Regions from separate parts of the Homo sapiens genome. Here regions 2, 3 and 4 are each linked to region 1. A link is a contact called in ENCODE Hi-C or POLR2A ChIA-PET data. All regions are on one chromosome and are shown on one strand. Each heading gives the region's core, a stretch centred on a gene start or an enhancer-like site at or near the end of the contact. The rest is flanking DNA. Distances are from core to core; before and after follow the strand shown. Region 1 has its middle 330 kb from the start of MAF. Region 2 overlaps WWOX (WW domain containing oxidoreductase). Region 3 has its middle 11 kb from the start of MAF. Region 4 overlaps WWOX (WW domain containing oxidoreductase).

Region 1 (2,728 bases), core at 88-2,587:
GATCATGGGCTTGTAGGAAACCTCTGTTCATATCCTGAGTCTTTTGCTCCTGGCTGCAGGATTTTGAGCAAGTCACTTCACCTCTCTAAGCCTCCATTTCCTCATCTGTCAAATGGTCATAGTAATGATGGCACTAGCCTGTTAGGATTACTGTGAAAGTGAATTCAGACAATGCATAGTAAAAGTGCAAGGCTGGAACGTAATATAGGTTAGCAATTGTGACCACCTTTCCCCACAGTAGCCACATTTCTGTAGTCGAACTAGGACAACAGGTTTTGCAACAACAGACATAGAGTTGTTTAAAAATTAAGGAAGAAACAATGGCATTTCTCAGCTAAATGAAAAGAACTGGAAGAATGAATTAGCCAAACTGTAGGCTGAAAGAAATCAAACTACCCAAGAAACATTGCAACAGGAAGCCCACCAACTCCATATATCAGTTTCAAAAGAGGACCCCAATCCTGAGAAAGAAATTCTCACTGTGCTGCCGGCCACCTGGGGCAGCCAACATCATGCACACAAGCCGCATTGTCAGATGCTTGTCTGCAATTCTTCCCTGTGACTTACCAGTGGTATAGCCCTGGGCAAGCCATTTCACTCTTTTGCACCTCTCTTTCTCTGCCTGATAAATGGGAGTAATGATCAGGATCTCTTAGGAGTGTGAGAATTAAGAGATAAAAGCTCCTCAGCTGTGGCTTGCTCATAGTAGGTGTTTTGATATTTGCTAGTTTCCAATCTTTCTACCTTTTCTTGGCCAAATCTTTATGGAAAGCAGCTTTAATGTCTTGTAACCCTGGGACCTGTCTCTATGTTGGTCATTTGGTCTCAATGCTTATTGAACTGTTTACCACCCAAGATGTCTTGGTGTTTGCCTTAGAGAACTGAAATCAGAGTCCAACGTGGAATGGAAGCTGGATGTGATGTAGGGGCTGTTTAGCAAAGGAGTGACTTCCAGCAGTGGCTATGTGCTTCTCGGGCTTGGGTCTGGGCACCCGAGTGAGTTACACCTTCCTCCTCTCACTCACTGCCCCTAATGGCTCATACATGGTTGCAAATCCAGCCTGTAGGTTTACAGGTGTCACCATGGCCGTGAAGCCCTTCTCAGTCAGGAACAAGATTTTACACCTCTTTCTTTCTCTCTGGCGAATGGAGGTATGGGTGGGTGTGGACAGAGGCTTGAACCACAGCTCCCATCCCAAATGAGCCAACACCCCTGTCTTGTCACCAGGCTTTAAAAAAAAATCTAAGTTGTGATTAATGGCATCTTGAGGTTCCCCTTGCAGAAATAAGGTCATGGTGAAGAATATGGCTGATCTGAAACTCCGGTGAACTTCAAGGGCAGGAGCAGAATGATAATTATTCTGGTTTTGGCTCATCTTCCTTCTCTGTGGCCTGTGACTTCAAGGTCGGGGGCTGTCCCTGCCTCTCAGACTTCCTTTCATGCAAATCGCCCTGAGTGAGGGGTGAGGGGTAGCAACACCAGAAAAGGAAGCAAAGGAATGTAATGAACTCCAACCTCCACGGACCTACTTTCTATTTTATAGGCAAGCCTCTAAGGGAGAGGTTTGGCCTTAGCTCCATCGTCACCCAAGCAAGGTCTTGCATATTTCCATAAAATCCCAAACCTAGAAGCAAGCTATGGAGACGAACCTGGTCCATTCATCTCTCAAGAAATGAATGCATTGGTTTCATTCCAGAAAGATCACAGCTCTGAAGGGCTTATGGGTTTTTTTGCAATCCTGTTTTTTTCATCCTGCATGCTTACGGGAATTCAAGTCTCCTAGCTACCTCTTCTCGGGGTGGGTGGAAGGAGGTGAAGGGCCTAGAAGATCAGGGAATAGGCAGCTTTGGGACAGAAGAGACAAAGGAAGCCCCTGAAAAGCAGATCCCTTCTGCATCTAGCTCCCACAGAAGGTACCCCTTTAAAAAAGCATCCTAGTGTATGAGTTCTATTGTGTGCTGGCCTGAGGGCTGCAGGGGGCTTTTTCTTTGCTGGCTTGAGACAGTGGGTGGCTGTGTGTGATATATTTCTTGAGAACCCAAAGTAGTAGCAAGGCTTGCAGTCAAGGAGATGTGGCCAAGGGCAGAGGAGCATGTGTGGAGTGGAGGAAGGAGAACAGATGAAAAGCTAGGAATCCTGCCTCCTTGAGGCACTCAACCCAGTCTTTGAACCATAGATTCCCCATCTGAAAGCAAGGAGCTGGAATCCATCATCTCTCTGCTCCTCTGATTTATAGGCAGGATACCAAGGGAAAGATTTAGTCTTAGCCCCATCATTGCTTAGGTAGGGCTGGCTTGTTTCCAGTGATAATCCCAAATCTAGATGCAGTGACTTTCTGGCACAACCATCTCTCAGGAAGTAAATACACTGGTGACAGTAGGAAGGAGGAGGGTGGAGAAAGCTCCCACTGGCCCTGATTTGTGTGGGCTGAAGTCCAGGCTTGGAAGGCGATCTCTTCCTGGTGTAATTCACTGAGTGCGTCTAAGCAGTGTGGCTTGGGAGGTCACCATGCACTGACCACAACCCTATACACAGACACAGACAGAGACACTCATACACACTCTGTCCCTCTAATTTGTGAGTACAAAGACATGGCCAGAGTTTTTTTTTTTTTTAATGAGACAGAGTTTCACTCTTTTCACCCAGGATAGAGTGCACTGGTGCAATCTTGGCTCACTGCAATCTCCGCCTCCTGGGTTCAAGTGATTCTCCTGCCTCAGCCTCCCG
Region 2 (2,728 bases), core at 98-2,597, 370 kb before region 1:
GGTTCCCTGGTATTTTCCAGGGGCCCTTCTAGCACTTCTGTGAACTCATTAGCTTCCCCTTGTTCCAGAAAATGTCTGTCATACATTACGTGCCTTTCTCTGTCTTTCCCTGCCCCTCTCACCTTCATCGATCACACTTTTGCTTCACAGAGGTAAGAGGAAATCACACTCACACAGTATCTTTTGTTTTCTAGCAAGCTAGAACACAAGATTTTCTAGATGCATCTTTTGAGTTGATATGCAATATTTTCCTTGACAGATTTGTTACCAGCTGAGCAGATATTGTGTCTGTGATGTATTTGAGTACCAGGTATCCCTGATTACCATAGAGTAATGTCTTTTATTGAGGCTTTTATTATTATTATTATTATTATTATTATTATATTTTGAGACAGGGTCTTGCTTTCTTGCCCAGGAAGGAGTGCAATAGTGTAGTCATGGCTCACTGCAGCCTTGACCTCCTGGGCTCAAGCAATCCTCCCACCTCAGCCTCCTGAATAGCTGGAGCTACAGGCAAGTGTACTGTGGCAATTGTTAATGTTCACTTTTATTTCCATAGTTAGCCTTGATCGTTTAGTTTTAAAGAGTTATACAACACATACACACACATCTAATTGTTGTGTTATTGGGTTAATGGGAATATTTTAGACTCAAGCCTGGTTCTTTGCTTCTCTCCAGCACAGCAAAGGATACACCTCCAAGTATAATATTGAACTTCAAAGTTAGTAATGTTCAGTGATGCTTAAGCATGTAGATCATAAAGTCCTAGACTATTTTTTGTCTAAATTATTGTTTGTAGTCAGCCTCTCTACTGGTTGGAAACACAGGCTTGAGTTTGGCTTTCTGCTCTACCTAGTTCATTGCTGCAGCTGTAATCCAGCCTGATTCTAATTTTCAACTGGAGATGGTTGTCTTCTTTTTTATTCCATGAAACAAATTGATTAATGTGTCGAGGGAGCAAGGTGGTACTTATACCTACCCAGCCTGCTTGTGTGTGTCTCAAGGTGGAGAGAGGCTGTGGAAACAATAGAGAGAATAGCATGGAAGGCCACGTTGCAATTAAACAAGATTGGGAAAGAAGACGGGACTAAAATCATGCCTTGAAGATGTTTATCATATGAAGTTGACCTTGAGACCCCAAGACCGGCTTCAGTTTTCCACAATGCGGCTATTATGAGAAAAACAGTGACTAACTGAGCACTGTGCATAACTCAGTTCTCGGAATTTTCAATCAGAAATTATCTGATGACGGGACTAATTCTTATTACGATAGTTCCAATGGATCCACCCAGGATCCACCTCCACAACTAGGTGTACAGAAGCTGGAGATCCCATCATGCCGCCGGGCACCGGTTTACGAGAACTCTATGTCTTATCTTGGTAGTACGATTAGGAAAACAAACACAATGGTTTCTGCCTTCAATGTTTCCATGGTGAGGGCAGTTATTAGGCATATGCTAAAGTGTAATATCCGCTTTTTCAAACCACATTTCAAAGTTGATAGCATCAACGGCTTTAAAATCACTTTTAAAGAATCTGGGCTTACCCAGTTAACAGAAATAGAACCTGCCTGTTTATCAGTGGGTTTGCCTCACTTTTCTGTGGGTTTCTTTTCTTTTCTTAATTATGCATTAAGAAAATAACTTAAGTTTCTGTGCATACAACATCTTCCTTTCTCATTCCCAGTACCCTAGAAACACAGCCGTTCACTGAAGAGGATTTGAGTGTTGTCTCCTCTGTGGGGTCAAAACATCATGCTTCTTTCTGTTCTGCCCCATGGCAGTGGTGACGATGGCCTAGCTTCCATCCCGTAGCTTCTTGTGTTTTTCTATTCCACCAGTCTATCAACCCTGTATTTGTTGTCAAATTTACACTGTCCACAGGCAAAGATCTATTCTCCTTTAGAATTTAATAGGAGGGTTTGGAAATGATGCCATGGAAACCCTGAGCAGCTTGGCAATGCTGACCCCAAATGAGAAATAACTATCATTGGTGTTTTCCTTCTACTACTATTATCTTGCCCATTGATCTTCAAAAAGTTCATTGGTCAAATTGATTGAGGAACGCAAGACTTAAATGTAATATGGCTCTGGCAAATTCTGAGATGCTAACAAAAACAAGTTTTCTTAAGAACAATGTCAACTGACTCACAGTATCCGACTATATAAAGTCGAGTGCTCTCATGCCAGGAAGCTGATACAGTTCATGAAACCTCAGTCATTCTTTCGTATTACTCCTGTCTTCTCTTTGGAAAACAATCTCATGAATTTGGTCTTGACGCTGACTTAACATCCCAGGAAACAGATACTCAATTCCACTGTCTTTTTTGAGAAATGAACAGTTCTCAAACTTTGTTTAAATTTCCTTTTCACAGATGAGTAATAACCAAAGATATTTCTGAAAGGGCTCTGAAAACATGCAGGCAATTGATCTTTAAAAATAAGATAGAAATAGTAGGTTTTATAAAAGAAGGAAATAGAAATACTTCAGAAGAAATAAAGTGTGCTGAATCATGTTTTAAACATAATTATATCCGGAATGCACTTACCCATTTGAAAAAAAAAAAAAGTCACCAAGTTGTTTCCAATTGTTTTTGTAAATTTGCTTAGTCATTTTCAGAGACAAAAATTTGGGAAAAGGATTGTAGAATGACTGGCTTCCCAAAACCACTTGGTGTTTACAAAGTTATCAAAAACGGGCTGGGACCACTGATGGTAATAACAAAACC
Region 3 (2,728 bases), core at 125-2,624, 320 kb after region 1:
AGCGATTCTCCTGTCTCTGCCTCCTGAGTAGCTGGGATTACAGGCACGTGCCCCCACGTCCTGCTAACTTATGTATTTTTAGTAGAGACCGGGTTTCACCAGGTTGGCCAGGCTGGTCTCAAACTCCTGACCTCAGGTGATCCGCTCACCTGGGCCTCCCACAGTGCTGGGATTACAAGCATGAGCCACCACACCGGGCCAGATTTATCTTTTAATAGCTTGCCCCCTCCCTAATGTGTTAAAGGGTCCCAGGAAAAAATAAATGAATAAATAAATAAATAAATTTTTTAAGCCAGATGAAAAAATATATTGGAGTGAATGCCTGAAGATGGAAAGACACAAACATCACCTTTTAACAGATAAAATCTTAGAAAGATTACCGAGGGTTTTTCCGCCTTCTATGAAAAACAAGATTTACATAAAAAATCTGACAGTGTAAAAAGCATCTCAGATACTGACATGTTTGTTTTAGTTTCAATGTATCTATCTGTGCATGAATAAATCCTTCCCTAAGAGAGAGGGAGAGAGTAAAAAGTAGATTTTTTTTAAGGTGTAACGATACTTGCCTAACTTAAGTATTCTCACAAACCGAGGGTCCCTCTAAGAAAAAGGCCCCTCATGGAAAAGATGCTTTCTGAAATTAGTGGTTTTAAAAGTCTGTCCTCTTGAGACAGTTCCTGGATGCCTGAGATGTGTCTAGAACTGTATGAAATCCAAGAATGCAGGCAGGACCCTCATCCTGGCGCTGTTGGAGCAATCCTCATAAAGTTTGCTTGACTGACTTTGTTTTATAATGTGCATCAAACTACACCACGGAAACCCCAAACCGTATCGAGATTTCCATAAAGATTTTTAAACATGCTATCTGGATTTCCCGCTTGCCTTTCTCTTTTTCCCTCTTACTCTGTCTCTAACCGAAGCAGGAAAAAAAAAGAAAAAAGAAAAAAAATCTGGAAAATGGGCCGGAAAACTAATAGAAGAAAAATCAAATGATCTGGAGCCGATGATCTTATTTACAGAGGGTTCCTGGGGCCGCGATCGGGTGGAGTGAGGGGGTCTCAAGGTGAAGGGCGGAGCCTTGCGGGACCGAGTCTTGCTCCCTCCCTCCAGGCGCCCGCCCACCCAGGAGAGCGGCGCACCGGGGAGTTTTGATATCCCCCGGAGCTCGCTCGCGCTAGGGCAGTCCTTTTGACTTTTTAAACCAAATTTGAACACAATCCGAGCTCCTGCAGGGGTGCGGGAGCTTGGGTGGGCGCGGGGCCCTGGGGCGCGCTGGGTGTGGCCGTCATTAGCGCCCCCGGGCGCCGGGCGGCGTCGTGGGCATCTCCGAGGGGCGCTGCGTTGCTGGCGTCTGAGCGCACCGGCTCCCTGGGCACTGCCGCGGGTCTGGGACTGCAGGCCCGGCCCAGGACTGAGGGACTCGGTAGCTTCAGGCAATCTTCGGGACCCGCCCCCTCTGTCTGGGCTCCAGTCCCTGCGCACCTACTGTACGCCCCTCGGGGGACCTCAGAGGGTGGGGAGCACACCCAGCCCCACGCAGCTGCAGCCACCAGGCTCGGGCAGTGATGTCCAGGGCTATTGGGCCCCGCAGAACCCATGCATAAAGGACTGGGATGCGGTGTTCCTGTCCCGGGCCAGGTTGGCGGAGGGGGGGATGATGGGGGGGCATGGAGGGAGGGTTGTTCTTAGAAAATGGGAGAGGGGACAAACTCAGCATCCTCTCTGCCTACATCTCCTTCATTCCAGGCTTCAAGACCATTGCACCAAAAGCTCTGGCCAGCTTTAAAGATTCCAGCTGAGCTTCCAGTGATGCTCCCCGGACCCTCTGCATAGCGCTGTCTGTGTCTACACTTAAAGTGGGGCGGAGGTGACTTATTGGGTCCCAGATCTCAGCTTCTGCCACTTGTTGGCCTGAGGACAGTGACTTTTGAGGCTCTTTCATGGCCCTGGATGACCAGGCATGGAAGGAAAAGGTGTCAGAAATTATGGAGAGGACACTGGGATTGGACAGGAGTCAGGTGGGAAGGGTGCAGACCCTGGTGCTAAGGACGTCACTGTTGTTTCTAGGACTCTGTGGAGAGCTCACAACCTGTCAGCGGCTTGTCAGTCACCCTGCAAACAGATCCTTCTTGGTGGGAGGTTTTGGGGGGACTCTGAGAATGACCTGGAGCTGACCCCTGGTGACTGGAGGTCATAAGCCAAGGTTGGCCTGTGTTAAAGTCTGGGCCATACTCTCCCAGCCTCTGCAGGCAGGTCCCTTCCTCTCCTCTGCTCTCTGGGCCTAGTTTGGGGTTGCCTATTGTCCTGGGATCCTCGGCCTGCTTTCCTTCTGCAGAATTCCTCCAACAAAAGTCAGAAACGCACTTCTACAGGCCTCAAGAAGTGGATGAGGTCATATAGAGAACCAGGGCAACTATAGGTTGCAAAAAGGGACTCTGAACTCCTGACCTAATTTTTCAGGCCAGTGTTCCCTTTACAACAATCCTTGTTGGGGATTCTGGAAGGAGAGTGATTTTCTCTCCTTCCTATCCAGTTCTATAAGGTTTCATCGCTTCTCCTGTTCCCTAACGGAAAGGACCAACCACAAGGAAAAAATAGTTCTTTGGAATCTCAGCTTGGAAACGGTCAAGGCTGGTAATCAGAATATTTAGAATAGAGAAATTCAGAATGCGAATCACTGGTCTGCAGCTCACACCAAGGCCTGGGTTGAGGGGTGAGGGGCAGGTTG
Region 4 (2,728 bases), core at 66-2,565, 260 kb before region 1:
AAAATTATTATCTCCTTAAACCTCACTGCAGAGTTATAAGGAAAGCACTGTTATCAGATGAAGAAGTAGATTTCATCAAGTGACTCACCCGGTATCATATAGCTGCTTAGCGGCAAAACCAGGATGTGAATGGAGAGCTCTTTCTCGGATACCAAAGCTATTTAATATTTATCATTGACTAATAATGGTAGAGAAAGTAATCATCATAACCTCTGCCCTTTATTAGTCACTCATGGTGTCACAAGCCCTTTACAAAGCACTGTGCATGCAAATGATTCCTCATAACAACCTTGGGAGGTAGTTACTTTCATTGTGTTAGCTATCTCTTGCTGTGTAAGAAATTACCACAAATTTAGTATATTTGTTATCTCATAGCTCCATAGGTTAAAAGTCCTGGTTCAGGCTGGGACTTCTGCTCAGGGTCTCATGAGGCTGAAATCAAAGCGTCAGCCAGGGATGGGGTCTTATCAGAGGCCCTTGGTTATTAACAGAATTCATTTTCTTGTAACTGTAGGACTGAGGTGCTTGTTTTCTTGCTGGCTGTTGACTGAGGGCCCCTTGCAGCCCCTAGAGGCTATTCTCAGGCTCTCAGGCCCTATCCACAGATGACCTCACAACATGACTGTTGGCTTCTTCAAGACTGAAGGAGGCTCCCCCATGCTCTGAGTCACTCTCTTCAGTGAGGGCCCAGCCCCTTTTAAGGGCCTAGCGATTAGATCAGTCCCACTTAGGATTGAATCCCTTTTGATTAATGCAAAACCAACTGCGTTCAGGCCTCCATGACATCTGCGAAATTCCTCCCCCTTTGCTTGGTAGCCTAACTCACTCAGGGGGGCAAATTATCCCATCATATTCACAGTTGCCGCCCACACTCAAGAGAGGGGATTCTATAGGAAATGGAAGTCTTGGGGGCCATCTTGAATCCTGACTACCATAGTCTGTGAAATCCCCATTTCACAGATGTTGAAACTGAGACTTAGAAGCATTATGCACCATGCCAAAGGCCATGGAAGGACAGAGCTTGGGCATGCTCCCGACACCAGGTCATACTGATGTCACTCTCCCTACTCCCTTCACTCCCTCCAGCACCTGGCCTTCACCTGAAGGTGCTGACCTTGCTGTTTGTTGGTTTCAGCAAACAAAGGGAGATCACAGCACCTGTCCCAGGCCTTGTCTTCCAGCCCCACAAACGTGCACCTGCAGCCGGAGACCAGGGGGCCCCGATCAGGTGGCAGGGCCTTTAATTGGAGCCACGTGTGTATAATGAGCAGCGCACACACACAAAGGCGAGCTAAAAATGTCTCCACCCTTCTAAATATGGGATGCCTTGGCCAGGTATTGAGTCAGCTCTGTGACGCCAGTGCAATTATCCCGATTCAGCATCAGATTTATTCACCATTAAACATGTTCTAACTTGATTGCAAACAAGCCTTGTATTATTTAGAGGGATCCACGGAGCTGGCAGAGGGGGCAGAGGTGTCCGCAGGCCTCCTGCCCTTCCAGGCTTAATGGATGATCATCTTCCCTGCTAAAAAGGCCCATTCACTAGGTGAGTGATGTGGAACTGTTTAATGAAAGCAGGAAGATGATGTGAATGCCAGTTCACTTGAGTGTTACAAACGGTTTGGGCACTATAGCCTTAAAGTTTCTCCTGCTCTTTGCAGATGAATGAAGGGGCGCTTTCTGGAATCTTTGTGGCTGGGGCTGCTGCTCTGCACTGCTGTGGCTCTTTTTCACAAATGCTTATGGAGCTCTAACTGGGGGCAAGGAACTGTGCTACGGTTGGGAAGAGAGGAGTGGGCAAAAGGAGACACTGGGGCTTCTGTGACTTTAGAGGCCCATCATCAAATTTTCTTTTTTTTTTTTAGATGGACTTTCGCTGTGTCACCTAGGCTGGAGTGTAGTGGTGCGATCTCGGCTCACAGTAACCTCTGCCTCCTGGGTTCAAGCGATTCTCCTGCCTCAGCCCATAGGCACATGCCACCACACCTGACTAATGTTTGTATTTTTGGTAAAGACAAGGTTTCCCCATGTTGGCCAGCCTTGTCTTGAACTCCTGACCTCAGGTGATCCACCCACCTCAGCTTCCCAAAGTGCTGGGATTACAGGTGTGAGCCACCGCTCCTGGCACCCATCAAATTTTCAAAGGAAGAAATGGAATGGTGCAACCATGGTACATGGGAAGGAGGAGGGGGACACACAAGACTGTACCTATCATGGGGGCTTCGACCTCATCTGGGAAGGTGGTTGGAGAGAGTGAGTCCTGACCTGAGCTTTGGAACTTATCAAGTTGAGAGAGAAATTTGATAATTTGTCTATTAACGTGTGACCTTGGGCAAGTCATTGACCTTCTCTGAACCTCAGTATCCTAGGACTTCAGAAGCGAAAGGAAGAATAATGGGTCTTGAGTATGCCTAGAATTGAGCAAGCTGCTATGCTTGCAAAGGCCTTGGCCAGCTGCTCACCCACCATGTCCCTCTGTTCCCACTCCACCTTACTCATGCCTAGACTTCTTGCTTTTTAAAAATAATCCACCCATGAAACAAGTGTTTATTTACAAGGCTGGCTTCCCCAGGAGGCTTTCACAAATGCTTACCGAGCATCTGCTGTGTGCCAGACAAGAGTGAGGAGCTGGGGACTCAGAGAGGAGCAGACGAGGGAGACACTCACATTAGAGAGTGGCGTGTGCTGAGGGAAGGTGCCTCAGGCGACAGATGGGACCAGGGCC

What was found. Hi-C counts contacts between places; a loop is a spot of excess contacts on that map. ChIA-PET counts read pairs that join two places held with the same protein, here RNA polymerase II (POLR2A). Pooled maps may share reads with other maps.
Region 2: a loop to region 1 is called in a pooled map, with 6 times the contacts of the local background. The contact joins two enhancer-like sites. A Hi-C loop is called at or near these places in 9 of 50 pooled maps. POLR2A ChIA-PET finds 5 or more read pairs at or near these places in 3 of 52 experiments (activated CD4-positive, alpha-beta T cell, activated CD4-positive, alpha-beta memory T cell and activated T-cell).
Region 3: a loop to region 1 is called in a map of heart right ventricle, with 2.8 times the contacts of the local background. The contact joins two enhancer-like sites. A Hi-C loop is called at or near these places in 3 of 168 maps with a recorded cell type or tissue (Right ventricle myocardium superior, heart right ventricle and left cardiac atrium) and 2 of 50 pooled maps. POLR2A ChIA-PET finds 5 or more read pairs at or near these places in 7 of 52 experiments (CD4-positive, alpha-beta T cell, CD4-positive, alpha-beta memory T cell, CD8-positive, alpha-beta memory T cell and 3 more).
Region 4: a map with no recorded cell type shows a loop between it and region 1 (10-fold over the local background). The contact joins two enhancer-like sites. A Hi-C loop is called at or near these places in 1 of 37 single-sample maps with no recorded cell type and 6 of 50 pooled maps. POLR2A ChIA-PET finds 5 or more read pairs at or near these places in 1 of 52 experiments (T-cell).

The regions. Positions count from the first base shown.
Region 1 is chr16:79,268,299-79,271,026 of GRCh38, forward strand. It overlaps a transcript of MAF not described here. Among named protein-coding and RNA genes, the nearest start is that of MAF, 330 kb to the right of the region's middle. Within about 2 kb of position 1,338, at least 3 of the 41 ENCODE cell types and tissues checked have a DNase peak (open chromatin) inside an H3K27ac peak, as active enhancers do.
Region 2 is chr16:78,893,669-78,896,396 of GRCh38, forward strand. The region is part of intron 8 of WWOX (WW domain containing oxidoreductase); the gene reads left to right. Among named protein-coding and RNA genes, the nearest start is that of WWOX-AS2, 390 kb to the left of the region's middle. Within about 2 kb of position 1,348, at least 4 of the 41 ENCODE cell types and tissues checked have a DNase peak (open chromatin) inside an H3K27ac peak, as active enhancers do.
Region 3 is chr16:79,588,562-79,591,289 of GRCh38, forward strand. It overlaps a transcript of MAF not described here. Among named protein-coding and RNA genes, the nearest start is that of MAF, 11 kb to the right of the region's middle. Within about 2 kb of position 1,375, at least 11 of the 41 ENCODE cell types and tissues checked have a DNase peak (open chromatin) inside an H3K27ac peak, as active enhancers do.
Region 4 is chr16:79,007,621-79,010,348 of GRCh38, forward strand. All of the region lies in intron 8 of WWOX (WW domain containing oxidoreductase), which reads left to right. Among named protein-coding and RNA genes, the nearest start is that of WWOX-AS2, 510 kb to the left of the region's middle. Within about 2 kb of position 1,316, at least 3 of the 41 ENCODE cell types and tissues checked have a DNase peak (open chromatin) inside an H3K27ac peak, as active enhancers do.